Linked DNA regions of Homo sapiens: all the other regions are linked to region 3. The links are chromatin loops, found by intact Hi-C in ENCODE. Cell type or tissue: heart right ventricle. All regions are shown on one strand. Links, peaks and the distances in the headings refer to the core of each region. The heading gives the core; the rest is flanking DNA.

The links. Peaks named below come from ENCODE experiments on the same cell type or tissue, not always from the same donor. Only the 100,000 strongest peaks of a DNase experiment are listed, where the experiment ranks them.
Region 1: a loop joins it to region 3, with 2.9 times the contacts of the local background. A loop is called at or near these places in 42 of 110 quality-filtered maps.
Region 2: a loop joins it to region 3, with 6 times the contacts of the local background. A loop is called at or near these places in 30 of 110 quality-filtered maps.
Region 4: it touches region 3 in a loop (3-fold over the local background); 30 of 110 quality-filtered maps call a loop at or near these places.
Region 5: a loop joins it to region 3, with 2.7 times the contacts of the local background. A loop is called at or near these places in 34 of 110 quality-filtered maps.

Annotation. Positions count from the first base shown.
Region 1 is chr4:41,425,072-41,430,936 of GRCh38, reverse strand. It overlaps a transcript of LIMCH1 not described here. Among named protein-coding and RNA genes, the nearest start is that of LIMCH1, 110 kb to the left of the region's middle. In heart right ventricle, for the core only: no CTCF peak of the experiment used is centred there; a DNase peak (open chromatin) is centred at 3,424; H3K27ac peaks cover 4,619 bases.
Region 2 is chr4:41,641,338-41,647,202 of GRCh38, reverse strand. LIMCH1 (LIM and calponin homology domains 1) reads right to left here. Exons shown (of 32, transcript NM_001330672.2): 15 at 2,577-2,703; 16 at 923-1,080; 17 at 310-718. Among named protein-coding and RNA genes, the nearest start is that of LIMCH1-AS1, 49 kb to the left of the region's middle. In heart right ventricle, for the core only: CTCF peaks have their summits at 2,566 and 2,774 (motif pointing right); a DNase peak (open chromatin) is centred at 2,782; H3K4me3 peaks cover 498 bases; H3K27ac peaks cover 2,164 bases.
Region 3 is chr4:41,356,292-41,362,122 of GRCh38, reverse strand. It overlaps a transcript of LIMCH1 not described here. Among named protein-coding and RNA genes, the nearest start is that of UCHL1, 100 kb to the right of the region's middle. In heart right ventricle, for the core only: a CTCF peak has its summit at 2,876 (motif pointing right); DNase peaks (open chromatin) are centred at 688, 892 and 1,462; H3K4me3 peaks cover 1,568 bases; H3K27ac peaks cover 3,444 bases.
Region 4 is chr4:41,434,479-41,440,343 of GRCh38, reverse strand. It overlaps a transcript of LIMCH1 not described here. Among named protein-coding and RNA genes, the nearest start is that of LIMCH1, 100 kb to the left of the region's middle. In heart right ventricle, for the core only: no CTCF peak of the experiment used is centred there; no DNase peak of the experiment used is centred there; H3K27ac peaks cover 5,000 bases.
Region 5 is chr4:41,415,633-41,421,497 of GRCh38, reverse strand. It overlaps a transcript of LIMCH1 not described here. Among named protein-coding and RNA genes, the nearest start is that of LIMCH1, 120 kb to the left of the region's middle. In heart right ventricle, for the core only: no CTCF peak of the experiment used is centred there; a DNase peak (open chromatin) is centred at 2,907; H3K27ac peaks cover 4,619 bases.

The DNA of each region.
Region 1 (5,865 bases), core at 490-5,489, 69 kb before region 3:
CTGGTTTATTTCCAATTTCAGCACTGAAAGACACATAGAAAAAAAAAACAAAACAGAAAACCAACTGGCTTTCAATGGAATTCTGTCTGAGATTTAAGCCAGCATGTAATAAAAAAGTTATTCTCCTTAGGCACATTCAATTTTTAGACTGCTAAAGCATGGCAAAACCACAAAAATGATGTCTTTCACATATAAAGATTCAAGAAAGGACCCAAACATTATGTAAAATTAAGTAAAGCCAATTTTTCTTCATCATATTTAAGTTCTGAAGATTATTTAGTAGCTATTTGTAACTTTTGGAACATACTTACAAAAACTGGAGAAATGAAACAACAAAGGAAACATTCCTAATCTTTTAAAATACAGAGATGGGGGCAGGGTGCCCGATGGCTCAAGCCTGTAATCCCAGCACTTTGGGAGGCCGAGGCAGACAGATCTTGAGGTCAGGAGATCGAGACCATCCTAGCCAACGTGGTGAAACTCCATCTCAACTAAAAATACGAAAATTAGCCGGGCGTAGTGGCACGTGCCTGTAGTCCCAGCTACTCGGAAGGCTGAGGCAAGAGAATCGCTTGAACCTCTGGAGGCAGAGATTGTGGTGAGCCAAGATCGCACCACTGCACTCCAGCTTGGGCAACAGAGCAAGACTCTGTCTCAAAAAATAAATAGATAAATATAATAAAATACAGAAATGGTTTTAAAAACATCTTAGCTTCATCACCATCATTTTGAAATTCCTATATAAAGCTATTTCCCCCAAAAAATATAATTTCTCTAGAATTAGAATACACTCCATTCATCTTTGTGCCCCTAGACTCTATTATGGTATTTGACTTACGTAACGTCTATACTGTATTAGGAATTTAGTGCTGTTCACCAAATATTTCCAATTCTCCTTCCTCCAAGAACATTATAGGATTGTGTTTCCCTGCCCATCCATGTGAAGTTAGGCATGGCCATTTGACTTGCCTTTCATTGACTGGCCAATGAATATGAGCAGAAGTAATATTACTTCTAAGCCAAATCCCACAAGACAGTGTGCATGATTCACCATGTTTCCTTTCCTTCCCTTGTAACTGGTGACAGGGGGATATCTATCAACGTGCATCTACATGAAGGCCTACATGAAGGCCAGCCCTCCATGGATATGTAGCATAGCCAATAAAGAAAATGGTGTTTCTTTAAGCAACTGAGACTTGGGTATCATTTGTTACTGCAGCATCATCTAACACATCCTGTCTGATAAAAACACTGAATGAAAATTTAATGAAGAAAAATCAAGAAAGGCAAACTGGAAAAATATAAGTGCCATGACCACTTCTGCGGACCTCACCATCCTTTTTCCATAATTCTTTATAGGTTCAAATCTGAGAATACTGTGCTTACCACAGCCTGATACAAACGCTAATATAAACCAAGTTGAATATTTGTTTGAACAGAGCATCATGCTGCCAAATGCCATTGTTGTCGCCAGCACCTCTCAAAGATACTCAAATCTGTAGAGAACAGTCTGTTCACATAGCTTATGCCAGAATAATAAGTATGTTCCTCAGAAATGAGTACCCTTCACTCGGTGGCTATGGCTAAACGCAAGTGAATTTATATTTAAAAAAACCCATGGGTCAGAGCACTAGAAGCACAAATAAGAAAAAGAAAAAAAATGCTGCTTTGTAGAATAAGACTACTTAAAGAGCCCAAGGGAAAAAATGAGAATAAAGCAAACCAAAAAACAAAAACATACGCATTAAAAAATGGTGCACAGATGGACTGTAATATCAAAAATCTGCTATCAAGTTGGGAGGAGGAATTCAGCACAGCCACTCAAGCACCACTCTCCCTCGGCTGGAACTCATCTGGAGGATTTGCACCTGCTATTTACGTTGCTGCATGCCACTTTCTTCCTTCCCAAGAAGAGATTTCAAACAAGGAGGCCCTTTCACAGGCAACTTCGAAAGAGTAACAGTCAGAAAAAAAGTAAGAAGGGGAATCAAATGCTTGAGATGGGAAAGGAAGAAATCACAGAAGAAACCATGGAAGACTTCAGGCAGCAGTGAGCGACTGTCTTCACACAGCAACTCAACCCCATGCCTCTCAGCCCTGGCTTTGCCATTAGCGATGCTCTCTCTTCTCACTCACTGCCAGGAAATGACTTAGATACCAAGTGTCAGCTCTTTCATCTTTCCTCAATCCAACCTGAAATCTCAGTCTGGCTTCTGCTCACAGCACTCCACTAAAAATGGAAACCAGTCTGTGCATTTCTGGGGCTGGGACACATAACAGAATATCGAGCCAGCCAAGTGTCACCTTTTACCGATAGGGAGATAAATTGGCTTGCTTAAAGCCACATTCTGAATAGTTAGAAGTTACTTAAGAACTCCAAATGGCCAAATGCATAGTCTATCATTTAATCCCCAATTTACTTGCTTTCTCTGCCACTCCCTATCAGCTCTTCTCATTTGAAATTGCCCCCTCCCTTCAAGGGCTTAACACTAATCTCTTCTGACATTATCTCATCTCTATTTCCTTTTCATGTGTTTTAAAAACACTTGCACAGCACTTATTATGTAGTGCTTTAGAGATATTAACTTATTTAATCATGATAGCACGGAGGAGGTACTACTATTATTACCATTATACAGATGAGGGACAGTGAGGTTAAGTGATATAACCAAGGTCCACAGCTAGTAAGAGGCAGATGATTTGAAACCAAACCAACTGGCCTCAGAGTTCATGTTCTTTACCACGACCTCATACTGTCTCTAGCTAATGCTGCATCCCTCTCTCTCTCCAAAAGATGAGAAAGTCGACACCCCTCCTTTGAACAGATCATCTTTGAGGATTTCAATTTCAGAGCAATCTGTTAAGCTGTTAAGACCACCCAAGGAAAACTGCTTATTATTCTCCAGCACACATTTCAGAGAATTTTTTTTTTATTGCTGAATACACAGAGGTAAAAAGGAACCAGTAAATTCTTCTTCTTTTTTTTTTTTTTTCCAAATAGATGCACCATTTTGTAGGTAAACAAGGTGAGGAAATAGAACTAAGCTCTAAGGACTAGACAATGTGGTATGAGTTAAAGCAAAACTTTAGCTGAATCCGTCAGGAATGATTGATTGAATTTAACTAGGGAACTCATGTGTTTGTACAATCTAAAGAAGGAAGACGTCCTGTTTTGGTAAGATAACCTTAAGTCTGGCTTCTGTTTTATTTTTGTTATGTATTTTTGTAATTTGGGGTTTGAATAAGCAAGAGTGCAAAGGTCTCCTGGCAAAAGCTCCTTTGTTAAAATCCAGAAAAACAAACAATCAACATTGATGTTTTGGAACAGGCCACAGCTGTCCGGCTTTCAAACATGTTACCTTCCACTTCTTTAAGGAAATGAACACACAAAGGCTTTCAGAACTGTCTGGCCCAGCGGAGGTCACTGCTCGGAACCAAGTGATTTCTTGCCTAAGACAGGGAGAGGGCAGTAGGATAGGAGGGAGGAAATGGCCCCGAAGACTGTACATACAAAAGTGCCCATTCTTTTGACCCTCAGGCCGAAGGAAAACAAAAATCCATCATTTGTGAGCTTGGCAAAGGAAGCTTTACTTTGAAGATAAATTTTATGGGGTACTTAAAACACATGATATGGCCTTCCTTGGAGTCAGAAGAAGTGAGTAGTTCACTGCAGGCAGGCCCTATGCAGTTCAGAGTGGAGAGAGGGAAGGGGTGGGAAGGACAATGAAAGTAACTCAAAGAAATTAAAAGATCTCAAGCCATCAAAACATCCTCTCCAAATTTTGCAAGAAATGTTTATATGTAAAATAACTTAAGTCCTGCCACTTTCTCTGACCACCAAATAGAATCAGGAGGTGCCAATGATCAATCATTCTTTGATTGACCCAACATGAATTGTATGTCTCTTTCTGTGCCCAGGAATTGTGTGAGGCACTGGAGGTAGAGACTAATAATGCCACCTCTCCATCCATGGCCTCAAAGAGTTATGAGTTAACTGGAATTTCACTGAATACATCAAACATATATTATTTTCATATACCAAGTAGAAATGAGTATGTTTTTTACTTAGTATCTTACTTGTAATGGTTATTTTAGGTGAAAGGAAAACCCACGTCAACTGTAAACATGAGAGCCTAGATTTTTCCACTAATTTCAGCAAGGCTGAAGAAGTTTGTTTACAAAGACCTGTCAAACACACTCGGGAATGGGTGGCTCTTTTGAGCAATAATGTTTCCGTGCCAACTCTTAAGTTTAAAAGGGAGAGTCCCTGGTAGGAAATGACAATGCTGTGTGGAAACAACAGCAGTATATATTGGACTCTTTACACCCAGAGGACAATCATTTCCAAATCTATCTTCAAATATGAAAGGCAGTAATATGTAGAGAACCTTCAAAGGACTGAGTTATCTGAATTACTCTAAGCATATAATATTTCTAAAGTAAAATTGCCAGGATAAAGTCATGATTCCTAAATTTAACTAAAGTCTCCTGTGAAATGTCTATACTGTTACAAACATCTATTACTATCATAAAGAAAGATGTAGAAAAACACTTCTCATATACAGACCATGAAAAGAACTAAGAATCACCTGGAATCTTACAAGAATCTTTTCACGGGCCGGGCGCAGTGGCTCACGCCTGTAATCCCAGCACTTTGGGAGGCCGAGGCGGGCGGATCACGAGGTCAGGAGATCGAGACCATCCCGGCTAAAACGGTGAAACCCCGTCTCTACTAAAAATACAAAAAATTAGCCGGGCGTAGTGGCGGGCGCCTGTAGTCCCAGCTACTTGGGAGGCTGAGGCAGGAGAATGGCGTGAACCCGGGAGGCGGAACTTGCAGTGAGCCGAGATCCCGCCACTGCACTCCAGCCTGGGCGACAGAGCGAGACTCCGTCTCAAAAAAAAAAAAAAAAAAAAAAGAATCTTTTCACTCTCTCAGATTTCATAGTTAGCATCCTTAGTTTCAAATCAAAACCACTCACATGCATATAAATGTTCCTTAAAACAGCAGCACCTCAGACATCCAACTCTCAGCTGCCCAGCAACCCAAGTCCTCTAAGACAGCCATGAAACTAGAAGTTTAAGTGTCTGCATATGTGGGCAGAATCCCAAACAGAAAAGCCTCCAACAGGAAGAGGGAAGAAATGTGTTTGTCAGGAAACTGTTTTCAGAGATTGGCAACTGATTGTAAACAACTAAAAGTGAACACAATTGATTAAAAAGAAGCAGGTAGCAGAGGCAGCAGGCAAAAGAAAAGAGATGGGGTGGTAAGAAAGAGACCACCCAGGCCAGGTGGGTGTGGTGGCTCACACCTGTAATCCCAGAACTTAGGGAGGCTGAGGCCAGCAGATAACCCGAGGTCAGGAGTTCGAGACCAGCCTGGCCAACATGGCGAAACCCTGTCTCTACTGAAAATACAAAAATTAGCCAGGTGTGGTGGTGCACACCTGTAGTCTCAGCTACCTGGGAGGCTGAGGTGGGAGAATCGCTTGAACCCGGGAGGCGGGGGTTGCAGTGGGCAGAGATCATGCCACTGCATTCCAGCCTGGGCAACAGAGTGAGACTCCGTCTTTAAAAAAGAAAAACTGCCTGAGAATACTGAAAAGCAAGGGTGGAAACCAAGACCAAGAGAAGAGGATTAAGGAAGAAATAGATGAGACAGGATCAGTTCATGGGATCAAGACCCTTCCCAGACATGAAGCCATTAGAAGTCATTCTCTCTCTGTATTAAAACAAGCAAATTACTTTTTACATCTGTTCCATGTTTAAAATCTTTTTAAACGTTCAGAAGGAAAACAGATATGCCCTTCTTAGTTTAAGAACCAATTTGTATCAGGCCAAACCCCAGGTTGTTAAAAGCAATGA
Region 2 (5,865 bases), core at 621-5,620, 280 kb before region 3:
TTTTTACCACTAGTACAGAGAAATCATGCCATTATATCAAACTAGAAAATAGACCTTGCTCATGGAGACGACTCCACTATCAGTCTTATAGGAGTCCATCTGTATTAACAACAGCAATTGAGGGAAACAGCTGTCCCTGAAGCATTTACAAACCAAATCTCCAGAGACCTATGACTTTCACAGCTGTAAATGTCAACACATTTTTCTTTTGTATGGTAAAAAGAATGACATTTTCTTGAGTCATGATGCTTCTTTCCATCCACTCCCTGGAGTTCAGCTTTGGTTCTACTCTTAAGGAACTTGTCCTACCTTAAAGGTCTTCAGAACATCTTGAGAATTTTTGGGCTGGGAGTAAGGCTTGGGTGTCAGCATAGGCACTGCTTTGGGAGTGACAGTTTTGCTTGGAGACCCACTGCCTGCTGACATGCTGGTATCCAGAACACTGGCACGAGCAATGGTGGTTTCAACAGTGGCAGTGAATTTGGGTGGAGGCAGTGACTGTTGCCGCAGGTATTTCATGGGATTGGGGTCATTCAGGAAGGAGGATAAATTTGGCTCTGTTGAATGGCTTCTTTCCAGAATTTTTGGCATCTCCAAGCGTTCGAGAACAGCCTCACTGATGGTGAACCTCTCAATGTACTGTTGAAGGATCCCCTCTGCCTCCTCCTGGGACCGAGCGTTCTTATATGCTTCATGCAGCTCTCTCTCTCTCCGCTCTCTAAAGGACATGGGAGAAGCAATAACAAAGTCAACTAATGAAAATTGCAAAGAAGACCTTGGTAGAAACGAAGGTAGCACTGAAGAGATAGTACAGGGAATATAAAATGTTACTATCAGAACCTTTGTGACAGCCAATAATTTTTAGAAAAAAAAAACACCTAGATAATATTGTACATTAAAAACGACAACAGAAAGAACTCACTTTTCTTGAACAATTTCTCTGTAGGTTTTGATGCTTTTCCTTCGTTCACTTGTCCCATCTTCTCCAGCCAGTAACTTCTCCATTTTTTTCCTTTCTTCCTCTTTCTTGATTAAGTCCTGAGAAACACTTCTTCTACGACTCTTCCAACGAGCCAGGTCCTGGCAGGGAAAGAAAGATATAATATTCTTCTTCAGACTTGTGCATAATTCCATTTCTATTCTTCAGAGTTTAGTCATTTCTACTCTTTAGAGAACTGACTATGGGCCCAGGCACTATAACATCGTGTGCATTCCCACACAATCCAATGTAAGTCTGGTTGGAACTGGAATGCCTCAAAGGCAGAAACATCCAGATATTATCTACAGTATCCATAGCAGGGCTGCACATTTATTTAAATATGGCAGTGTGAAATATGCAATCACATTTCATGTCAGTTGCCAAATTTCAGAGAATTGCCTCACAAGGTAACTGTAAGAAACTTCATTCCTTCCTATTTATAACCTCTGCATTGTGAACAGATTTGCTGACAATAGAATAGTAGGGATTCATTTACAGTTTCCACATGGAAGGCAGTCAAGGCAGAAAAAAAACTGTTTTGGAGTCTTTAGATCTGGTGATTCTATATGTATTAATTCATCTGATCCTTACAACAACCTCACCACAATCCTACAGGTAGTTATAGCATAATGATGAAGAGTGAGGATTCTGGAGGCAGATGGTTGGGGTTGCAGCTGTGGGAAATAATCCCAGCTCTGTCTTTTCCATGCTTTGGAATCTCAGGCATGTTTCTTAGTCTCCCTGTGCCTCCATTTCCTCCTCTCTAAAATGATGATAATAGCACCTATTCTTACAAGCTTGCAGGGTTAAATGTGAAAATAGACGTAAGGTGCCAGGCACATAGTAAGTGCTCAAGATACTTTAGACATAATTGTTACTATATTTTATGAACTTTGGAGAAGTTAACTTTTTAAACTAAAGGTGGAGTCAAGTTTGCAATAGCTACCTCCAGAGTGCTTTGTGAGAATTAAATGAAATAATCCACTCTCCCTCCTCTCTCCCCGCTTTGGCTCTCAGCACACAATCTCAAAGCCCTCATCAGCCTCTTTAGCCTTCCTTCCCTGGTTCTAATCCTGGCTCCCCCACTCGCTAGCTATGTGACGTTCAGCAAGTGACAGCTGTGCTGGGATTCGTCTGTGGAATCGAGGACAATAAGAGTTGCTAGTTCATTGAGTTACTAAGAGGATTAAATGAATGCATGCAAAGTACTTAGAACAATGCCTGGTACTGGTACACATTTGATGTTGGTCATTGTTATCGTTACTACCATCATCATCATGATCAATTTGAAATATATAACCTCAGAAGATAGTGCAGCCTCAATTCTACAACCCATCCCAGTTTCCTGCCTCCCCTCCCCTCTTTTGTGACCAAGCTTCTGGCCAGGGTGTTTGCTGATTACATGTCTGGGCCATCACTCCATACCTTCACGCTGCTACTCACCTTCCTTTGAGTCCCACATTTACCGTGTCACCTTTTGAAACCCTCTAGGGGCTCCCTTTCCCCGCATGGCTTTCAAGTCCACGTCTACCCACCCGGCTGGATTTTCTGCTGCCAGAAGCCTCCCCGCTGCCCGCGCGCCTTGGCCACAACTCACATCTTGCCATTTGTCGTCCTCTTCCCTCAGCTGGTTATTTATCAGCTGCAGCTGCTCCTGGCGGGCCCTGCTGTGCGGCTGCACCGCGGCCTCCTCCTCACACCGCATGTCAAACATGCTGGTGCTCCTGAGTGTGGAGAGAGCGAACACAAGAGGGACCGCGATCAGCGCCCGTCGCGTCTCCGCGCGCCTGGGCGTCCTGCCGCGTGGGGGCGCTACCGGGCTTGGAAAACTGCCCCCTTCCCGGGCTGCGCACAGCGCGTGACTGGCGGTGTGTTCTGGCCCTGGGCGGGCGGTGGGCGTGCTGGCACCCCACCGCCTCCTTTTGCCGCAAACGCCAAAATGTGACCGTCTTTGTCTTCAGTGATGTCACTGAATCGGGTCAATATCATTTTATATGTAGGTGCCAAAATAGGTTTAAAGAAGAGCTAGAAAAATGGTATTTGAAGCCCCAGGCTCCTCTCACTTGGAAATGCATTTAAAAAATAAAATTAAGATAATTAAAAGGTATAACCTGGGTAGAATTTGTGGGGAAAGAGGGCGGTGTTCCATGAAGTAAAACTGTATTACGTTAAATGCTTCTTTGTGTAGAAAGCTGGCTTAAAGGCTTCCTATGTGAATGGAGGCAATTTCTCCATTTCCAAAAAAATATCATTTGGCCTTAAGTTTAAGACACTCACTTTTTCTTATTTTATTTTATTGAATTTTAGATGCATCTGACAACTATGGATGGCTGATGTATATGTTCATTGTAATCATTTCTTTTTATTTCTTGTAAAACTGCTGTAATTGATAGTGCAGTTGATGGCATCTTGGAATCAAGAAAACAAGGCATTTTATAACAAGAGTAAGGAGTAAAACACATAAATTAGGTATATATTTTGTATTCTAATATGCACACAGTCATTTAATTTTTGTCAGGATAACTCTGAATATCTCTTTTAAAAGAAAAATGCAAGGGAAATCAGTCTTTAAAAAACTCTTAGACTGTGCATACATATAATTTATATGTTTTATAGGAGCTTATTAAATGTTGTGCAAGACCATAGGGCCTTTTTTGTGATGCTTACATAAACCTTTGTTACAGCAAAAGCTGAAGCAGCAAGATGAAAACAGAAATAGAAACCAAAGCAAAATCCTCCTCCTTTTATTTTTCTTTCAAAGAAATGACTCACTTTGGGACAAGTGGGCTATGGAGCCCAAAATTCAAGACATAGAGGGCTCTTAAAAGCTCACTGTTAAGTGCTAGCAACAAAATATGGTGACAGTCCATTTTTGAAACCAGCCTAACACAAAGAAAAAAAAAACTACCATGCACTTAGACACCAAAGAATTCCAGACATCATCAATGATGTCCAAAATTGTTACTCCCATGGCCAGACAATGAACAGCAGCAGCATCGCCGAATGCAAAGGGCTCCCTAGCAGGCAGCTGTCTGGAAGATGACCCCCAAAGCAATGGCTGCCCACCTTCCCTTCAATCCACTCAAAAGGAATGTGTATAAATGTGTGAGTGCCTCTCTCTGCTCTCCAGATGTTGGACAATTTAAGTCTAAGAGAACTAAACTGAAAAACTGTACTTGTAACCTGTCTTCCCCAAGAGTATTCTAATAATCTGGCTGCACAGAAGGACTCTTAGCTGAGGTTTCTATTAGCATGGATATGACAAGCCATTGCATAATGCTGCCTCCATGTATTCAGTGGAGAATGTTGATTTCAGCAGCTGTGGCTTCTAGAAAAAATAAGCTGGGCCAGGTGTGGTGGCTCACGCCTGTAATCCCAGCACTCTGGGAGGCCAAGGTGGGCAGATCACTTGAGGTCAGGAATTCAAGACCAGCCTGGCCAACATGGTGAAACCCCTTCTCTACTAAAAATACAAAAAAAAAAAAAGAAAAAAGAAAAAAAATTAGGCATGCTAGCACACGCCTATAGTCCCAGCTACTAGGGAGGTTGAGGCAGGAGGATGGCTTGAACCTGGGAGGCAGAAGTTGCAGTGAGCTGAGATTACATCACTGCACTCCAGCCTGGGTGACAGAGCGAGACTCTATCTCAAAAAAATAAAATAAAATAAAGAATGAAAGAAAAGAAAAAGAAAGAAACTGTAGTCCTCGATAGAGGAGAAGGGCTGTGATTTTTCATCTATTTTAGACTATTGATTAATGGTATCTAAGAAAGATTAAGAAATTTGCAGGATTAGGTAGAAAAGTCTAACCCATGCTTTTAAACTTCATGGATCAAAATTCACTTAAGCAGGCCTTCCAGAAAGACACAAAAATTCGTCCCATTCTTCCTCTCACAGTTTAAAAAAAAAAAATCTTACTTTTAAAATATTCAATCTAGTCAGTTCATCTTTTAAGGTGATTTATAATCTTTGCTAAGATCTTAGAAGACTTAAACCTCTCTGAGCTGGGACCCTCTTACCATCCCACTAAGTAGTTTGTAGATTATGGGAGAGAAAAGAGGTCCCTTCATTCAACTCTGCCATCTATAATATCTACAGGTCAGAATTTTGGTTTAGGCCACTATGGGTGGCCATAGATCCAGGTTTTCTTCTGGGACCCCAAGAAGAAAATGGCAGCCTTCTCCAGGATCTGGGATTTGATTATCTCACCCAATGGGCATGGAGAAAATGAGAGCAGACCTTAAGAATTACCTTTGTCTGTCCTGCGTTCCCATCTCTACTCCCACTGTGAAGCTCTAACTAGCTCAGCCCAAATGTGGCCAGAAGCCAGTTAGTTAAATAAAAGGAGAAACTCGTTTGCCCTTTCATGTACCAGGAAGTACATGGTTGAACATCCCTAATCCAAAAATCTGAAATCTGAAATGCTCCAAACTCCAAAACTCTTTGAATGCTGACATGACCCCACAAGTGGAGAATTCCACACCTGACCTTGTGTGATGGGGTGCAGCCAAAACTTTGTTTCATGCACAAAATTATTTAAACTATTGTATAAAATCACCTCCAGTCTATATGTATAAGGTATATATGGAACATAAATGAATTTCATGTTTAGACTTGGGTTCCATCCTCAAGATACTTCACTATGTATATGCAAATATTCCAAAATCTAAAAAAGTTCAAAATCTGAAACACTTCTCATTCCAAACATTTTCTATAAGGCAGGCTCAACCTGTATGATTTTTTTTCTCAAGATTTTTTTTTTTTAAGAAATATCAGCAAACTGGCCAAAAAAGAAATAACAAACCTATGAGTGATATATTTATGCCATTTTCAAAAAAAAATTAAGAAGTTGAGAATTGATAATACTAGAAAGAAAATGGGCTGAGTT
Region 3 (5,831 bases), core at 488-5,487:
TGGTTTCTGCAGGAAGCTCAGCAGGTTTAAATCTGTACGTGGAGCTCTTGTTACTCTAGCAGCTTCTTGGGAACCACAATGCTGAACGGAGTGGGGAGTCACTAAGTGACAGGCGGAATTCTGGAAGCTTCAACATTGCTGGGTCATGATTTAGCGATACACTTCCTCCTCTGAACTACCAGGCAAAGAGGGCTGCTTGTCACTGAGGGAAACAAGGCCAAATTCATACCTTCCACTAAGCCTCCAGAAAGGCCACCCATTGAAGCTGAGGCTCCTTGCACTAATCATAGGGGGTCACCTTTCCCCTTCATGCCCTTCAAGCGTCCTGAACCCCGCAGACAGTTCATTTCGGGAGCTCGGGGCTACCAAGCTGCATCTACTGATAGACATCGTGAATCAGGATCACCCAGTGAGCGCTTCCGGGACTGAGAGCCGAGAGCTCCAGTGATTTCCCTGGCCTGCCAACGAGTTATTTAAGAAGTGAAATATGCCAACCAGACCGGGTAGCCCGTACTTCGGAACCGACCCTGCAGTCCTTGGGATGGAGAGGGGCGGGGGTTGCCAAAGGCTGGGCAGCGTCTATGCGGATGCGTGCTCGCAGGTGGGTCTTGCAAGCTACCCCCGCCCTGCGCACTGTGCCAGCCTCACACCTGACCCGGTGCCAGGAATACAGCAAGAGGCTCCGGTGGGTATGCGCCTCCGTGAAGACACTGCCAACTCTGCTCCGGAAGGGTGCGGGGTAGGGGGACAAGGGGCGAAATGTGGGACCAGAAGCAAGATACCCCGAAATGCGAGCACCGGTGAAGTCTCTGGGGGCTCGCGCTTCCTGCGCCTTTGCAACGCTTTGCTAGCACTGCGCTTCCCTTGGCAGCGCCTGGAAGCGGCGCTAGCTGAGATTTGCGAGGCCAGCGGGCAGGAAGGATGGACGCGCAGGGGATCCCTTCCTGCCCTCACGCGCGCAGCTAGACTGCAGTGTCCCCTTTCACGCCCACCCTCGCCCGGGATTCCAATGCCAAAGCGCTAAGGTTTCGCGGCTCGCCGAGGCCCGGGGGGGTGACCTGGAGCAGCTGGCAAAAGAAAGTGGGGGCGGTTGGGGGGAGGCAAGGCTGGACCTGCGGTCGGAGCGTGCGCGGGTCCGTGGCTCAGGGCGCCAGTGCAAGGCCGCCCGCCAGCCACCCGCACCTACCTCAATCCACTTCTGCGCCTCGGAGAAGGCGGGCTCGGGGGGCGGCTCGGGCTGCAGGGGCTGAAGAGCTTCCAGACCGAGAGCGGGACAAGCCATTTGCGCAGCCCCGCGTCCTCTCAAGCGCCGGGATGAGGACGGCCGCCGCCGTCGCCGCCGCAGGAGCGCGCTCCCCGCCCCTTCCCGCCCGCCGGCCTCCCCTCCCCGCCTCTCCCCGCCCCCGGCCGGCGCAGGTCCCGGGAGAGCCGCGCGCTGCTAGAGGACGCCGCGGCAGCTGTTCCCGGCGCCGCCCGGGCTCCAACGCGCCGTGAGTGACCCGCGGGAGCGAGCGCGGAGGCGCCGGGAGCTTCTTCTCCTCCCCACCTTCGAGGGCCGCTCCGCCCCCGGGGAGGGGGAGCACAGCTACGGACTAAAAATAACCCGGAGCGAGCGCTGCGTGTCTCCCTCCCGTTCACACCCGGCCCGATAGAGGGAATCCGCTGGCCGCCCCGCACGTCCCTGCGCCCCGCCGGCTGCTGAGGGGCGGGCGGATGGGTCTGGCATCATATGGGAGACGCGCGCCCAGTGGGGCGCACCCGGGCCCGGGGGAGCGGGCGCTGCGGCACCGGAGCAGTAGGACGCGCGGGCACTGGCCGCGCAGCACCTGCAGTCCTTCCTGGCCGCAGAGGTAGGGGCAAGGCGGGGCAGCCCCTGGCCCGGCGCCGGGAAGTACACAGCCACCTGATCTTTTTGTAAGAAGAAAAAGAAAAACGACCCTGATGAGCTTTTCTTCTCCAGGAAGGCTACCTGTGTCCTAGTCTGTCGATGCAGTCAACCAACAGTCACTGTGCACCTACTATGCGTCAGGCACTGGGCCAGGCGCTGGGGACGCAGAGATGGAAACACACACACACACACACACACACACACACACCCTACACACCCTACCCACACACACCCTACCTGGAAGTCCTTGCCCTCGAGGTATCTACATTGTAGAGGGAATTGGGGGCCGGGACAGACAATAAACATGTAAATCAAAAGAAGATAATTGTGGCGGGTGTTGTTAAGATAAAAGAGGAGAAGATAATGACATGGAAAGAAAAAGCGCGGGGTAATTTCCGATAGCCTTCCCCCCTTTTGGCTGGGAGGCTGACCTGTGAGTCGCGGTTCCATTAACGGGAGGTAGGCAGATGGTCAGTGAGCTGAAGAGAGACGTGCATTTATTTATCTCGTCCCTTCCTGCAGGTGGTTAGGGGGTTTCCAGAAGGTTCCTCATCTCCTCTTGTCCCACTCAACCTCCCAGGCCTAGGTATGGTAAAGGCTTCCCCATCCCATAATGGTCTCCCGATCCGGCTCACTTCTTTCTAACCCTTCCTTTAAACTCTCCTTGGCCACTCCCACTTGAGCATGCCTTCTGTTTTGCACTACAGCCCAAGTGACGATCAAGGAAGGTGTCTGTAAGGAAATGTCCTGAAGAGGTGACATGAGTGAGGGAGATTTAACTGTGTAACAATTTGGGGGAAGAATTCCAGATGGATGCCAAGGCCTTAAGGTAGGAATGAGCTTCCCCGTGGAGGAGCCCACAGCGGGCCAGCAAGACTGGAGCTGGTGTGGAGAGCACCAGGCGGGAATGATAGCATGGGAGAGGCAGGCCAGGTCCCGCCTGCGGGTGAGGGGGCACACACTACCTTTTAGATTGTTGCCTGGGTATACCCTGGTAGGCCACCAGGGAGCTCTGACCTACGTGAGCCCAGCGCTGGGTCCGGAGGAGCTCAGTATTCTTGGCCTAACCTCAAGCTAATGGATTCCCCTCTTCAGAATGGCTGCTAACAAGAGGTTTCTGACGGTGGCTGGAGGTCCCTGGGTGCCTCAGCCTCTAAATCTCTGTTCCCCATCCAGAATCCGAGTTTAATCTTTGTCCAATTCTGCTGCTATAATAGGGGAATGGAACAAAAAGCAGGCCTCAAATTCCACCATTACCAGCTTTGGAGTCAGACAGGCTTTAGTTTATTTGCTTTGAAAACACTTACGTGGCACTTATACTGTGCCAGGCACTGTTCTAAGTGCATTACAAATAATTGACTAACTCAGTCCTTATTCCAGCTCTGTAAGATAGGACTGTTATCATCCCTACGAGGAAACCAGGGGACAGAGCTGGTGGACAGGGAGGGTTGGATTCAAGCCCAGACAGCCTGGCGCCAGATTTGCTCCTAACTGCACACCAAGCTGTCTTACCAGTCCTGTCCAGACTCCCACTTACAGTGTGTCCCTCAGTTTCCTCACCTAAAATGAGGTGGATATAGTCATCCAGCAGAATCATTGTGAAAGGCACGAACAAGGGGACTGAATGTAAACAGACCAAAGCTGGACCTGACAAACAAGCAGTTGCTGAGTACAGACCACTGATCCTCACCTCCACCCTGCTGTCCAAAACAGAGGGAGGGAAAAGTATACAAAGAAGAGATAAAGAAGGCAAGCATGGGAAAGGGCTAAAGACGTGTGGGCAGAAGATGACCTTGTTTCCATAAAGAAACATGGCAAAGCAAACAGTCCACAAAATGACTCTGGTACACTAATACAATATATGGCTTTGGGCAGTGATATGATCTGGCTCCATGTCCCCACCCAAATCTCATCTTGAATTATAATCTGAATTGTAATCCCTACATGTTGAGGAAGGGACCTGGTGGGAGGTGATTAGATCATGGGAGCAGTTTCCACCGTGCTGTTCTCATGGTAGTGAATGAGTTCTCATAAAATCTGATGGCTTAAAAGTGTCTGGCAGTTCCCTCTTTGTTCTCTTTCTCCTGCCGCCTTGTGAAGAAGGCACTTGCTTCTCCATCTCCTTCTGCCATGATTGTAAGTTCCTGAGGCCTCCCCAGCCATGTGGAACTATGAGTCAATTAAACCTCTTTTCTTTATAAATTACCCAGTCTCAGGTATGTGTTTATAGCAGTGTGAGAATGGGCTAATATAGGCAGGTTCCACTGCATGGAGTAACTAGGAGGAAGGGAAGCGAGCTAGCCCAGATGGTATATCTAAATCCATTTGAAAATGAGTATTAAATTTTATCATATCTCTAATATATCTGGCATTGAAATTGGCATTTAAATAAAACTTTTTTCCTTCAGTGAAAATACATTTTACATCTTTTAAGGTTTATAATCATAAGGTAACATTTGCTTTTTCTGAGCTTTTACCAATCACAAATTCACGCTAGCAAAGACCCACAGACTTAGAACCATAATAGAATTCAAACCTAGTGCTGCTATCAATAATATCCATAAATAGTTGTTAAGAACCTACTATGTGGAAGATACAGAAGAATCCACAAGGGGACACAGACTATGCCCTTTAGGAGCTAATAATTTTGTGTTTTTTTTTATTTATTTAAATTTTTAATTTTTGTGGGTATATACCTGGTATATACATCTATGAAGTATATGGGATATTTTGATAAAGGCATAAAATATGTAATAATCACACCAAAGTAAATGGCATATCCATCACCTCAAGCATTTATCTTTTGTGTTACAAATAATCCAATTATACTCTTTTAGTTTTTGTTTGTTTGTTTGTTTTTGAGACAGAGTCTTGCTCTGTCACCCAGGCTGAAGTGCAGTGGCTCAATCTGGGCTTACTGCAACCTCCACCTCCTAGGTTCAAGTGATTCTCCTGCCTCAGCCTCCCAAGTAGCTGGGATTACAGGCGCCCGCCACCACGCCCGGCTATGTTTTGTATTTTTAGTAGAGACAGGGTTTCACCATTTTGGCCAGGATGGTCTTGATCTCCTGACCTCATGATCTGCCCACCTTGGCCTCCCAGAGTGCTGGGATTACAGGCATGAGCCACCATGCCCAGCCTAGTTATTTTTAAATTTACAATTAAATTATTCACTATAGTCACCCTGTTGTGCTATCAAATACTAGATCTTATTTATTCTTCCTATTTTTTGTACCCGTTAACCATCCCCACTTCCAATCCAATCCCCACCACAACTACCCTTCCCAGCCTTTGGTAGCCATCAGTCTGCTATCTCCATGAGTTCAATTGTTTTAATTTTTAGCTCCCACAAATAGGTGAGAACATGCTAAGTTTGTCTTTCTGTGCCTGGTTTATTTCACTTATCACAATGACCTCCTGTTCCATCCATGTTGTTGCAAATGACAGAATCTCATTCTTTTCTATGGCTCAGTAGTACTTCGTAGTACTTTGTTAGTGAAATGATATTTTCATTTCTCTATAATGTAGTTCTTTCAAATATAAAAGTAATATGTGCCATTGGAGAAAATTTGGAAAATATAATGAAGAAAATAAATCTTGAAGAAACCCCACAATTCAGAGATTATCATGATTTGGGGGGTATGAAGTAACATTTTGGGGTTTTTTGTTTTTGTTTTTGTTTTTTTGAAACAGAGTCTCACTCTATCACCCAGGCTAGAGTGCAGTGGCGTGATCTCGGCTCACTGCAACTCCACCACCAGGGTTCAAGCAATTCTCTTGCCTCAGCCTCCTAAGTAGCTGGGATTACAGGCACCCACCACCATGCCTGGCTAATTTTGTTTGTTTGTTTGTTTGTTTGTTTGTTTGTTTTTTAGTAGAGATGGGGTTTTACCATATTGGCCAGGCTGGTTTCGAACTCTTGACCTCAAGTGATCTACCCAGC
Region 4 (5,865 bases), core at 495-5,494, 78 kb before region 3:
TTGAAGTCAAAAATATTTCTGTAGAATGTGATTTTCTCATAGAAACATTGTTTTAGTTAGATACTAGTTTCCTGATTAAAGCCCTTAAAAATAAAATTACTACAAAGACCCTATTTAATCACCTAGAAAAGATATAACTAAGCATTAAACAGTATTTTTGTTAAACTTGTTAATTATAGAGGGGAAACTAATAAAATTAATGCTCAAGTTTATTTAATAATTTTTAAAATGTCTTCTTGTTACTTCTTCCTTTCCTCCAGCAGCTGTAAATTACACAGTATAGGAATACTACCTTAATCATGAAGCATCAAGCAAAATGCCTAGTGTACAGGAGATGTTCAGTAAGGAAGCAGAACAAATCACCAAGTGAATTAATAAAGTTTTCTGGAGAAACTCATGCAAGGATGTTGCCCTCCTCCTTTTTGTTTTTTCTTTTTTTTGAGATGGAGTTTTGCCCTGTCGCCCAGGCTGGACTACAATGGCATGATCTCGGCTCACTGCAACCTCTGCCTCCCGGGTTCAAGTGATTCTCCTGCCTCAGCCTCCAGAGCAGCAGGGATGATAGGGGCACATTACCATGCCCGCCTCATTTTTTGTATCTTTAGTAGAGACTGGGTTTCACCATGTTGGCCAGGCTGTTCTCTAACTCCTGACCTCGTGATCTGCCCACCTCAGCCTCCCAAAGTGCTGGGATTCCAAGCGTGACACACTGCACCCAGCCCACTTTTTTAAGAAATTTTTTAATTCTTTTTTTTTTAATGAGACAGGGTCTTGCTCTGTCATCCAGGCTGCAGTGCAATGGCACAATCACAACTCACTGCAGCCTTGACCTCCAGGGCTCACACAATCCTCCAACTTCAGCTTCCTGAGCTGGGACAACAGGCACACACCACCACACCCAGCTAATTCCTGTATTTTTTATAGAGATGGGGGTTTCACCATGTTGCCCAGGCTGGTCTCAAACTCCTGGGCTCAAGCGATCCATGCACCTTGGCCTTCCAAAGTGGGATTACAGGCATGAGCCACGGCGCTGGCCTGCCCTCCCCTTTTTGAGCCCCTTTCTACCAGGCAAATTGTGCTTGTTGTAGGTATTAGAAATCACTTGGTGTTTTTCCTATAGTGGACACTGCAATTATGTCCCCATCTGACTTCAGAACAAAAATCTGCATGTACTGAATCAGAACATGACTTGCTGGAATTCAAGTTTGTCCTGGAGAGAATAAGAAAACCACACCATCTGCACGCTGAAGGGTACATCTTCCACATATTCTATTCCTAGCCTCCCAACTGCACTCCCAATGCTTCTCTTTAGTCAAAGGAGTCTGGCTTTTCCCTGACAGATGCTCCCCTCACCCTTAAACCAAAGCAGCATTATTTCAAGCATGATCTGTGAATTGATCACTGCTGGTCCATGGCATTGTACATTACAGGATTGATAATCCACATTTACAGCAGTCTGGCCATCGCCACCACATCCAAGCCATGTGATGGCAGGACTCATCTTGCTGAGCAAGATGTAAATCTGTTTAGGTGTTGGCCAACTGGCCTGGGCGAGGTGCATGTGATGCAAGCAGCATGCTGATCCTGTGCAGTCAGCCCTGTATTACAGCGGATTGGAAATTTAAAAAACAAAAGCAAAACAAAAAAAAAAAATAGTCCTTCACTGCAGAAGTTTGAAAAGCTCTGTAATAAAAAGGCACAAGCCAGCCAGGCGCAGTGGCTCACGCTGGTAATCCCAGCACTTTGGGAGGCCGAGGCGGGTAGATCGCTTGAGGCCAGGAGTTCAAGATCAGCCTGGCCAACACAGTGAAACCCTGTCTCTACTAAAAATACAAAAATTAGCCAGGTGTCGTGGCGGGAGGCTGAGGCAGGAGAATTGCTTGAACCTGGGAAATGGAGGCTGCAGTGAGCCGAGATTATGTCCAGCCTGGGCAACAGAGCAAGACTCTGTCTCAAAAAAAAAAAAAGAAAAGAAAAGAAAAATTAAAAGGCACAAGCACTGTAATCAGACAGGACCAGGTATGAGTCTTTGCTCCACTACTCACCTGACGATGTGGCCTGAACAAGTTCCTTTACTTCTCTGAACCTCCATTCTCTCATCTTTGCAGATATGGATGATGGAGGGTACATCTCTGTTCAATGAGCAGCTTCCTCATGCCATGAAATGGGCAATTTTAATATCTGTTCAATATGAGGGTCAATCACACACTTGAATATGCTTTGGATGTGGTTTGTTCCACAGCTATGTAGAAAAAAAAAGGTAGCTGATTGGGGAAAACAGCTATCCTGCAATAAAACAATGAATGCCCCCAGCACTTTCTCATATTCCAGGTAGAAGATATTTTAGTAACAAATTCAGTGCATCATGGAATGGATATGGATATGATAATCCAGTGGTCACTGCAGGGTCCAGACTTAAACCACATGTGACAATTTACTTTGGGCCATTGTGAAAGCAAAAAATTCTCAACTGCATCCAACAACAGCTAAAGACCTAAGAACAGTTTTTGGGAACTGCTTTAATGACTTACAGTCATAAACAAACCAAAAGAAAAAAAACAAAAAAGAAGATGCCCAGGAGAAGAAGAGGGAAAAAATTGAATTTACATGAAACAGAGAGGTAAACACAGATAACTTCAACTAGCAGGCATAGGGCCCTCCTGGCCACTCTGTAAATGAAAAACAAAAACCTTTTCTCATTATTTTGAAGTCCACCTACAACACACCAAGCACAGTATCTAGCAAAAGCAGACAGCAAATAAAAGTTCCCTTTGGATCCTTCCCATGCTACGTATGCCTGTAAAATTGTGCTTTAATTCTTTCCTCTTTAAGTTAATTCCACTACAGTTTCCTTTCTATCTGTTACAAATGCCATCTGGGTGGAAGCCTAATGATATGTCAGTGTCACCACTTACAATGGTTCAGAAATCTTTCTCACTCTCAATCAGCAACAGTCCCCAAGGACTGCTGGCTAAAAACAGGAAAGCCCAGTAATGCCAAGGCTGATTTATAACATCAGCATCAAGCTCCAGCTCAGGCTCCTTGCACACTTCTGGCTCCTGTTTCACTAGTTGAGTGAGAGGTCACTTGGGTCACGTAGGACCTTACAAGGTTTCTGGGGAGAATAATAGTTTTTCTGTATCCCTTCCTTACAAAAGGCAGCCGATCAGCACTACTGTCTAGACATGCAAAGATATTTTTCATGGACACAAATAGGTTGGTGTTTTGTTTTGTTTTGTTTAAGTGAGAAAGGGATTTACTTTTATTTTAAAGCATGCACACAGCTACAGTAGGCCTTCTGGAAAGCCTTCTTAAAAGAAGATTTGTGTGTCAAGCTCACATTCAGAAATAACAAAGAGTGCAATGAAAGGGATCTGAGGTCCGTGACAGTATTTGACATATTACCTAGGAGACATTGGAGATGGCTTTCATTTTCAGATTCAAGGATTCACCTTTCACACAGGAAATGCAAAAGACCAGACAAAAACCATGTGTTTTTACCCTAATTTTCTGCTTTATATCTCCTTCGCAAATTTTTTTTTTCAACCAGCTCCATACTTCCAATATATACCCAGACGCTGACAAAATCCTAGTTTCCCATCCTCCACAAGGACTGAAACACACACGAAGGCTCCTTGGGAAGGACCAAAGAGTACACACAGAAATTTGGAAATTTCTGCATTCTGTCTCCAGTCCTGACAGCATCTGTCACACAGATTGCCCTGGTGCCATTATTTTAATCACTTTACATGCTGCTTCTACAATCCCGATGATAAAATGGAAAAGTTGTTTTGTTGGAACTTGTGCTGCAAATAGCACAATGACAATGTCAGGAAAAAATCTCTCACAGCATTAACTGGCTCACAAAGATTATTCTTAATACAAGCTGTCCCCAACATATGGACATTATTTTTTAATGCCCCAGACCCATGAGCAGACCCTAAGTAAGTCTGCAACCCCAGACCCTTCGGTGGGGGCAACTGCTCACTTTTCTAAGTCAGAAAAGCTCAAGGAGAGGTAAACTGGAGGTATACTCATGTTCAGACAAATGTCATGCCATCTCTACACAGGCGGAGAAGTGCGAACAGTGAATAGTTGTGGAGTCCAGGTACCTAGATCTAGGCAAGGAGACAGCTCAAACCACCACCACAATCACCTCCAAAGAGGGAACAAGAATTCCTGGCCTCCTAATTTACAACCCAGAATGTATTTTTTTAATAGAAAAACAAGGTTTAAAGAGATTTTCTTATGGCTCTATGAGCTTTATTAGAACTAAACTTTACAAAAGTAATAAATGAATTGAAAAGTGCCTGTATCATTGAAAGTGGAACAAATATGGTACACTGGTTATTTCTTGAGAAGCTGAGTGAAGTCTTCAAAATAAGGAGGGGACAATTTGAGTCACGTAGTGGCAACTGTTTTATTATTTCTATTATAGGAATCATCATGTCAATAAGTTGCTACAATATAGGACTTCAGAAATAAGATTTTTGAGATACCGAAAGCTTACTCTGTATATAAACTTCTACTTAATACATTTTTATATGAGACCCTGATCTTGCATGATGTTCCCAGACAGTGTCTCTGCAGCTTAGATTAATCCTGCTCAATCATTAACCATTCAACCTGGGCAAAGTTACTGAACTTCACTCCTTACCCCTCAATGTTCTTGCTCATCAAATAGTCAGAAATAATATCTTACTAGGAAAATGAATGGGAGAAAAAATAAAATAGAACTCTATTAGCTTTATTCTGCACTCAAATGAGCAAAGAAATTGTAGCTTCAATGTTTCTAAGTGACTGGTTTAGGACAAGAAGGGTGTATTAGTTTCCTGTGGCTGCTCTAACAAGTTACCACATTAAGTTTAGTGGCTTAAAACCATACAAATTGACTCTTACAGTTCTAGGGGTAGGAAATTTAATGTCCAGATGTTGGCAGGGCTGCCTTCCTTCTGGAGGCTTCGGCACGGGGAACAGGAGGCTTTCCATGCCCTTTCCAGCTTCTAGAGGCCACCTGTTTTCCTTTGCTCATGGTCCCTTCTTCATCGTCGAAATGCATCACTCCAATACCTGGTTCCATCATCATCTCTCCGTTTTCTGTTTCTGATATCCAGTCTCCCTCTTATAAGGACTTCTGTGGTAACATAGGGTCCACTGGGATAACATTGGATAATCTCCTCTTTTTCTGCTTCTGATGTCCAGTCCCCCTCTTATGAGGACTTTTGTGATAACATAGGGTCCACTGAGATAACCTAGGATAATCTCCCCATCTCAGGATCCTTGATTTAACCATATCTGCAAAGTCTCATTTTCCATATAAGATAATATAGCCAGAGGCTCTAAGGATTAAGATATTAACATCCATAGGAAGACTTTATTCAGACTATTGGAAAAAGGGAGACCCAACTGTAGAAAAGTCTGGCAAATATTTACTCCTATGCAATAAATTAAACAGTTCCTTTAGGTTCAGTCTTTTTAGACACCATGCTCAGTCACTCAGATTTCTGTTCATCAAGACAGTATCCAGGGCTGGGTATGGTGGCTCACGCCTGTAATCCCAGCACTTTGGGAGGCCAAGACTGGCGGATCATCTGAGGTCAGGAGTCCAAGACCAGCCTGGCCAACATAGCAAAACCCTGGCTCTACTAAAAATACAAAAGTTAGCCGGGCATGGGGGTGGGCACCTGTAATCCCAGCTACTCAGGAGGCTGAGGCAGGAGAATCTCCTGAACTTGGGAGGTGGAGGTGGCAGTGAGCCAAGATCACACCCCTGCACTCCAGCCTGGGTGACAAAGCAAGACTGTCTCAGGAAAAAAATACCCCAAAAACCAACTGTAACCAGGTGTATGGGGAGAGGGAAGAGTG
Region 5 (5,865 bases), core at 247-5,246, 60 kb before region 3:
CCTAAATATCTTCCTATGCTTCTTTCTGAGTTTATGTTTTAAAATCATAACCAATAACTGTTAAACATAAGAAAAAGTAGGAAGATTACTAGACTTAGAATCAGACTTGTGTTTGAGTCTCAACTCTGCAAATCTGCTCACCTGAATCAGCGATCTGACCTCTTAAGTCTCTCTCTCCCCGCCATTTAAGTCTTGGTTCACACCCAGGTATGACTCTAAGGAGCTTACATAGAGTAACTCACTTCTCACAGCACTCCTATGAGGTGGGCACAATGATCTCCACTTTACCATAAGGAACCAAGTCACAGAGTAGGTAAATATGTTAACCAGGATCTCACTGCTAGTGGTAGAACCTGGATCCAACCCCGTGGAAGTCTAGCTTCAGAATATCAATACCCCTTAACCAGTATGCCACACTACTTGGGGATACGATTCTTGGGGCCGGCCCTAACAACCCCCAAGGTTGCAGTAAGGCCCAAAGATCCAGGTCAAGGTGTACACGCTATACAAACTCAAGCGTTAGTTACAAATGTGTTACTTGAGTAAGCCTTGTATGCACCTTTTTGAAGCAGAGCCTACAACAATTACCAACTAGTAAGAAGAAATTCAAATTGGCCCACATACAGTAAAATGTGCTTTCTCCAGCGTTCTTGCAATGAGGAATCTCTATCATCAAGCTCTTGGCAGCCACAAGGTAACACCTGCCATCAAATTTCCAGGCCAAAGCCATCTCTTCCATGCTCTGCAGAGCAGAACTCGAGAATTTCAGTGGAGGACCTGCCAAGCATGTGAGCATATCTCAAGGGCCTCCGGAGGCCAGCACGTTGGCCCTGCCTTCAGAGGTCCCTGCATCTCACCTCCTTGGGGAGGAGGAATCGGGTTAAGTCAACCTAAGGCGTGGTTCATATTGGGAAGTCCTATGTCCAACTCATCCATCAAATAACCAAGCTCCAGCCAACTCCTGAAATAAAGTTGGCAAATAAAGGAACATAATTAACCCCACTGGTAATCTCAAGAGGCAGGGCTATATTCTGGCATCATCTTGTCTGGTCCTACACCCTGAATCCAAGGCATGGCTCTGATAGATCTTTTATTCTGACCTCTATATCTGGCAGATTTTTATACAGATGATATGATGAATACTTCAACAGGCATGAAAAATGGGGGTGGGAACCTTTTTAAGTTCTACTATTATAATTCAAGGCTATTAAGTACCAAAGCACTATTCTGGGCATTTTGGCATGTTACCTCAGTTAATCCCAATCATCCTGTGAGGTAGGTATTACCATCCTGCCCCACCTGCCACCACTGACACACGGAAAATGGAAGCCCTCAGGTCTGGCTGACAGTATTTCCCATAGTTTCTCAACATTCAGGTCTCAGCTGAAGGGCCAGCTCCACAGAGAAGCTTGCCTAGAGCACCCAATTAAGAGTAGAAGGCCCCCCTCATCCACATTTATCAGCCCCTCTATCACATTACCTTGTTTAGTTTTATTCATAGCACTTAATATTTCTGAAGTTCTTATTTAGTATGTATTATCTGTTTATCTGCACCAAAATGTCAGTTTCTTGAGGGCAAGGAAACTTTTCCATCTGGTTCGAAGTTATATCCTCAATGCTGATAATAATACCTGTCAGAATGGCATGGGAGGGAGGGAGGAAGAGAGGGAGGGAAGAGGGAAGGGAAGAAAGGAGGAAGGCAGAGAGGAAGAAAGGAAGGAGAGGAGGGAAAAGGGCAGGAAGGAAGAAAAGAAGGAGGGGAGGAAGAAAGGAAGGAGGAAGGAAGGAAGGAAGGAAGGAAGGAAGGAAGGAAGGAGGAAGGAAGGAAGGAAGGAAGGAAGGAAGGAGGAAGAAAGGAAGGAGGAAGGAAGGAAGGAAGGAAGGAAGGAAGGACGGAAGGAAGGAAGGAAGGAAGGAAGGAAGGAAGGAAGGAAGGGGAAAGGAAAGGAAGAAAATGTAGGCTCTTCCATAAGCTTCACAAGGAGAAAGGGTTATTGTAGGCATTAAAAAAAACTTAATGACTTGGCCGGGTATGGTGGCTCACGCTTGTAATCCCAGCACTTTGGGAGGCCGAGGTGGGCGGATCACAAACTCCTGTTTGAGACCAGCCTGGCCAACACAGTGAAACCCCGTCTCTACTAAAAATACAAAAATTAGCAGGATGTGGTGGTGGGCATCTGTGTTCCCAGCTACTCGGGAGGCTGAGGCAGGAGAATCTGTGGAACCCGGGAGGCGAAGGTTGCAGTGAGCTGAGATTGTGCCACTGCACTCCAGCCTGGGCAACAGAGCTAGACTCCGTCTCAAAATAATAAAATTAAATAAAATAAAATGAAATAAAATAAAATAAAATAAAATAAAATAAAATAAAATAAAACAAAACGTAGTGACTTAGAAATGTAAAATTCTGAGACACTTTACTGAGGCAGATTGTGAAGTGACTGGAAATTCAGAAGTGAAATAAGCCCTCTACCTTTCTGAAAGAATTTTAACACAATCCTTTGTGAAATGTGGATGACTTAAGATTCCAGCATCATTCCACATTTCAAATACCTATGTTTTATCACTGCTAACACTCATATCCTATGGAGATCAAAATATATGTTTGTTCTCTAGTTGAGAACAATAAACAATTGCTTGTTTGTTCATCTTCATACTGTTTCCTCCCCAACACAGTTTCTCTCTCTCTCTCTCTCTATCTCTCACCGTGTCAGCCCTTTAAAAGCCTGAGTTAACAGAGTTTCATGGTCACAAGCAGCATTCTAAAATTGGAATTTGGCTGCCTAACCACACACTAGCCCTGGAATTCTGCAAACGTCTGGGCCAGTGAGTGTGAGAAAGTTCTGTGGTAACAACAGTTTCTGAGGCAACAATCAGAGTTGGAATCCCACAGGCAACAAGGCGCAGGTGCCGGGCACGGAGGCTTGTCAACCAGACTGCAGGAGCGGCAGCCTGCTTCTCTCGGCACAGCTCTTGGCTGTGGGTGTTGAAGGCCTGGTGACTTCACTGGCACATAAACACTTAGTGATGGACTCCCAACGCAAACCTGGACTTTTTTATAGTCCTGTACATGCATGTGGCTGACCAAGATTCCTGTGCCAGATGCTTAAATAGCTGCTCACCCAGGTTGAGTCCCTCCCTCTTCACACCAGGTGAATGGAGAAAAACGCAGATGTAATTAAAATTTACAACTTCCATACAATCTAGAATAGAGTCTTTTGTTATATTAAATTTTTGAAAGTCAGAGAATTTGTTCCCTTATGGAAAGAGGCATTTCTGGCTGGAAAGCTGTAGTCTTTTTTACAGTCACTGAGATTTAATACTACATGACTTATTCGCTAAAACTTCACCTATCCTCACAAATATGATAAATGAAAGTCAAATGCAAGTGAATTGCTGAGACCCAGAAAACAAGAAAAGTAGTGGGTAGGGGCAGCTCTCTTTTGTTTCAAATGCACTATTTTAGCTCGAATTAAACAACTTTCATTGCCAAAATGACAAATAATTACATTAACATTTCAGTTATGTTAACATTTCATTTCTTGGCTACTTCTTTTTAAGAAAATGGATAGTTCCAAAGTGAATGATCATTTATTGCTTTATTTCATTAAATATAAAATAATACATGCTCATTGTAAAAAAAATTTTTCAAACCAAATTTTAAAATACCCTCTAGAGGCTGGGCACAGTGGCTTACAACTGTAATCCCAGCATTTTGGGAGGCTGAGGTGGGCGGCTCTATTGAACCCAGGAGTTCAAGACCAGCCTGGGCAACATGGTGAAACCACATCTCTACAGAAAAATACAAAAGTATTAGCCAGGCATGGTGGCACGTGCCTGTAGTCCCAGCTATTTGGGAGGCTGAGGTGGGAGGATCACTTGAGCCCAGGAGGTGGAGATTGCAGTGAGCCAAAATCACACCACTGCACTCCAGCCTGGGCAACAGAGCAACACTGACTCCCTGTAGAAAGAAACTCCCTCAGAAATCTAGTCTCCAGAGATAACGACTACTAATTCTTGGATGGATCGCCTATCAGGGTTGTTTTTCCTATGCTTAATAAATGGCTCTTCAGCTTGCTTCTGATTGATGCCCAAAACAGCGCACCTCTTCCTGTGCCAGTCACACAGTTTCTACTTCATCTGTAAACTGAGGACTCTGGATCTGGATTTCAAAGGGGTGTTGTAAAGATTAAATGAGATATTTGTTCAATGCTTAGAACAGGGCCTGGTGCATGCAGGAAAACAGGCTGTTTTCACCCGGAGTGACTCGATCTTGAAACAAAACCTCTGTGATGACCAATGTGTTCCCATATCATAGATAACCCCTCACAAAGAAACAATGCCTATAGCATAGATAACCCCTCACAAAGAAACAATGCCTATAGCATAGATAACCCCTCACAAAGAAGCAATGCCTATAGCACAGATAACCCCTCATAAAGATGGGTATCTAACCTCCCCAAAAGTCACAAATTTCACAAAAAAGTCTTAGAAATGACCAGTTGCACATGTCTTTGCCCTAAAAGCTTGCTATGTAAAGATATTTTTTGCAGGCCAAGTGCAGGGATCCACCATCTCTCAGCTGCCGGAGACACTGGTTCTATTTGTAAGTCCCTATTTCTTTCTGAGAAACTAGGTTTGTCAGCTTCTTTCTTTGGCCTGTCAGCTCCCTTGGCCTTTGGGGATAGGTTTGCCTAGACCAGTTCATTCACAGTAGAACAGCACATAATTTAAACATTCAGTAAATATTATCAGCTGCCTAATACTATATTGTGTGTGTGTAGCATCAGTGATTTAACAAATAACCTAGTGATAAAATTTTCTTTTTTTTTTTTTTGTTTTTGAGATGGAATCTTAGTTTGTTGCCCAGGCTGGAGTGCAGTGGCATGATCTCGACTCACTGCAACCTCCAATTCCTAGATTCAAGAGATTCTCATGCCTCAGCCTCCTGAGCAGCTGGGATTACAGGCGCCCGCTACCACACCCAGCTAATTTTTTTTTTTGTATTTTTAGTAGAGATGAGGTTTCACCATGTTGGCCAGGCTGGTCTCAAATTCCTGACCTCAAGTGATCCACCCACCTCAGCCTCCCAAAGTGCTGGGATTACAAGCGTGAGCCACAGAAAATATCAGTTGTTTCCAGTTCTCACTATTATGAAGCATACCAGGGTAAATATTATAGCTTGGGTTTCAATATTATTGTTATTATCGTGACCAGGTTTTAAAATCTTCTATTGCCTGGCATTTTGAAATTACAGAAACTATTTACATTTATTCATTTGAGCTCACATTAGCTATTTGCAGGAGACAAATCAGGTGTGAGGTTCATTGGGTTTCAGAGTAAATAAATTGCCCAAAACCACCCAGCAAAGTAAGCCTACAGCCACACCTTGACGCTGGTCACACAATCACTCAACAAATCTTTACTAAGTCAGTACTCAGCGCCAGCCTGAGTACTATACATAAAATACCCTCAAAGAACTCACAGTTTAATCGGTGGGCAAGTTATTCCTTTTTTTTTTTTCGAGACGGAGTCTCACTCTCTCACCCAGGCTGGAGTGCAATGGCGTGATCTTGGCTCACTGCAACCTCCACCTCCCGGGTTCAAGCGATTCTCCTGCCTCAGCCTCCTGAATAGCTGGGATTACAGGCGCGTGCCACCATGCCCAGCTATTTTTTTTTATTTTTAGTAGACACGGGGTTTCACCGTGTTGGTCAGGCTGGCCTCTAACTCCTGACCTCGCGATCTGCCTGCCCTGACCTCCCAAAGTGCTGGGATTACAGGCGTGAGCCACCGCGCTGTGTTCCCAGCATAATAATGGACATGTACACAAATAGCAGTACCAGACACATAGATAAAGGACAATAG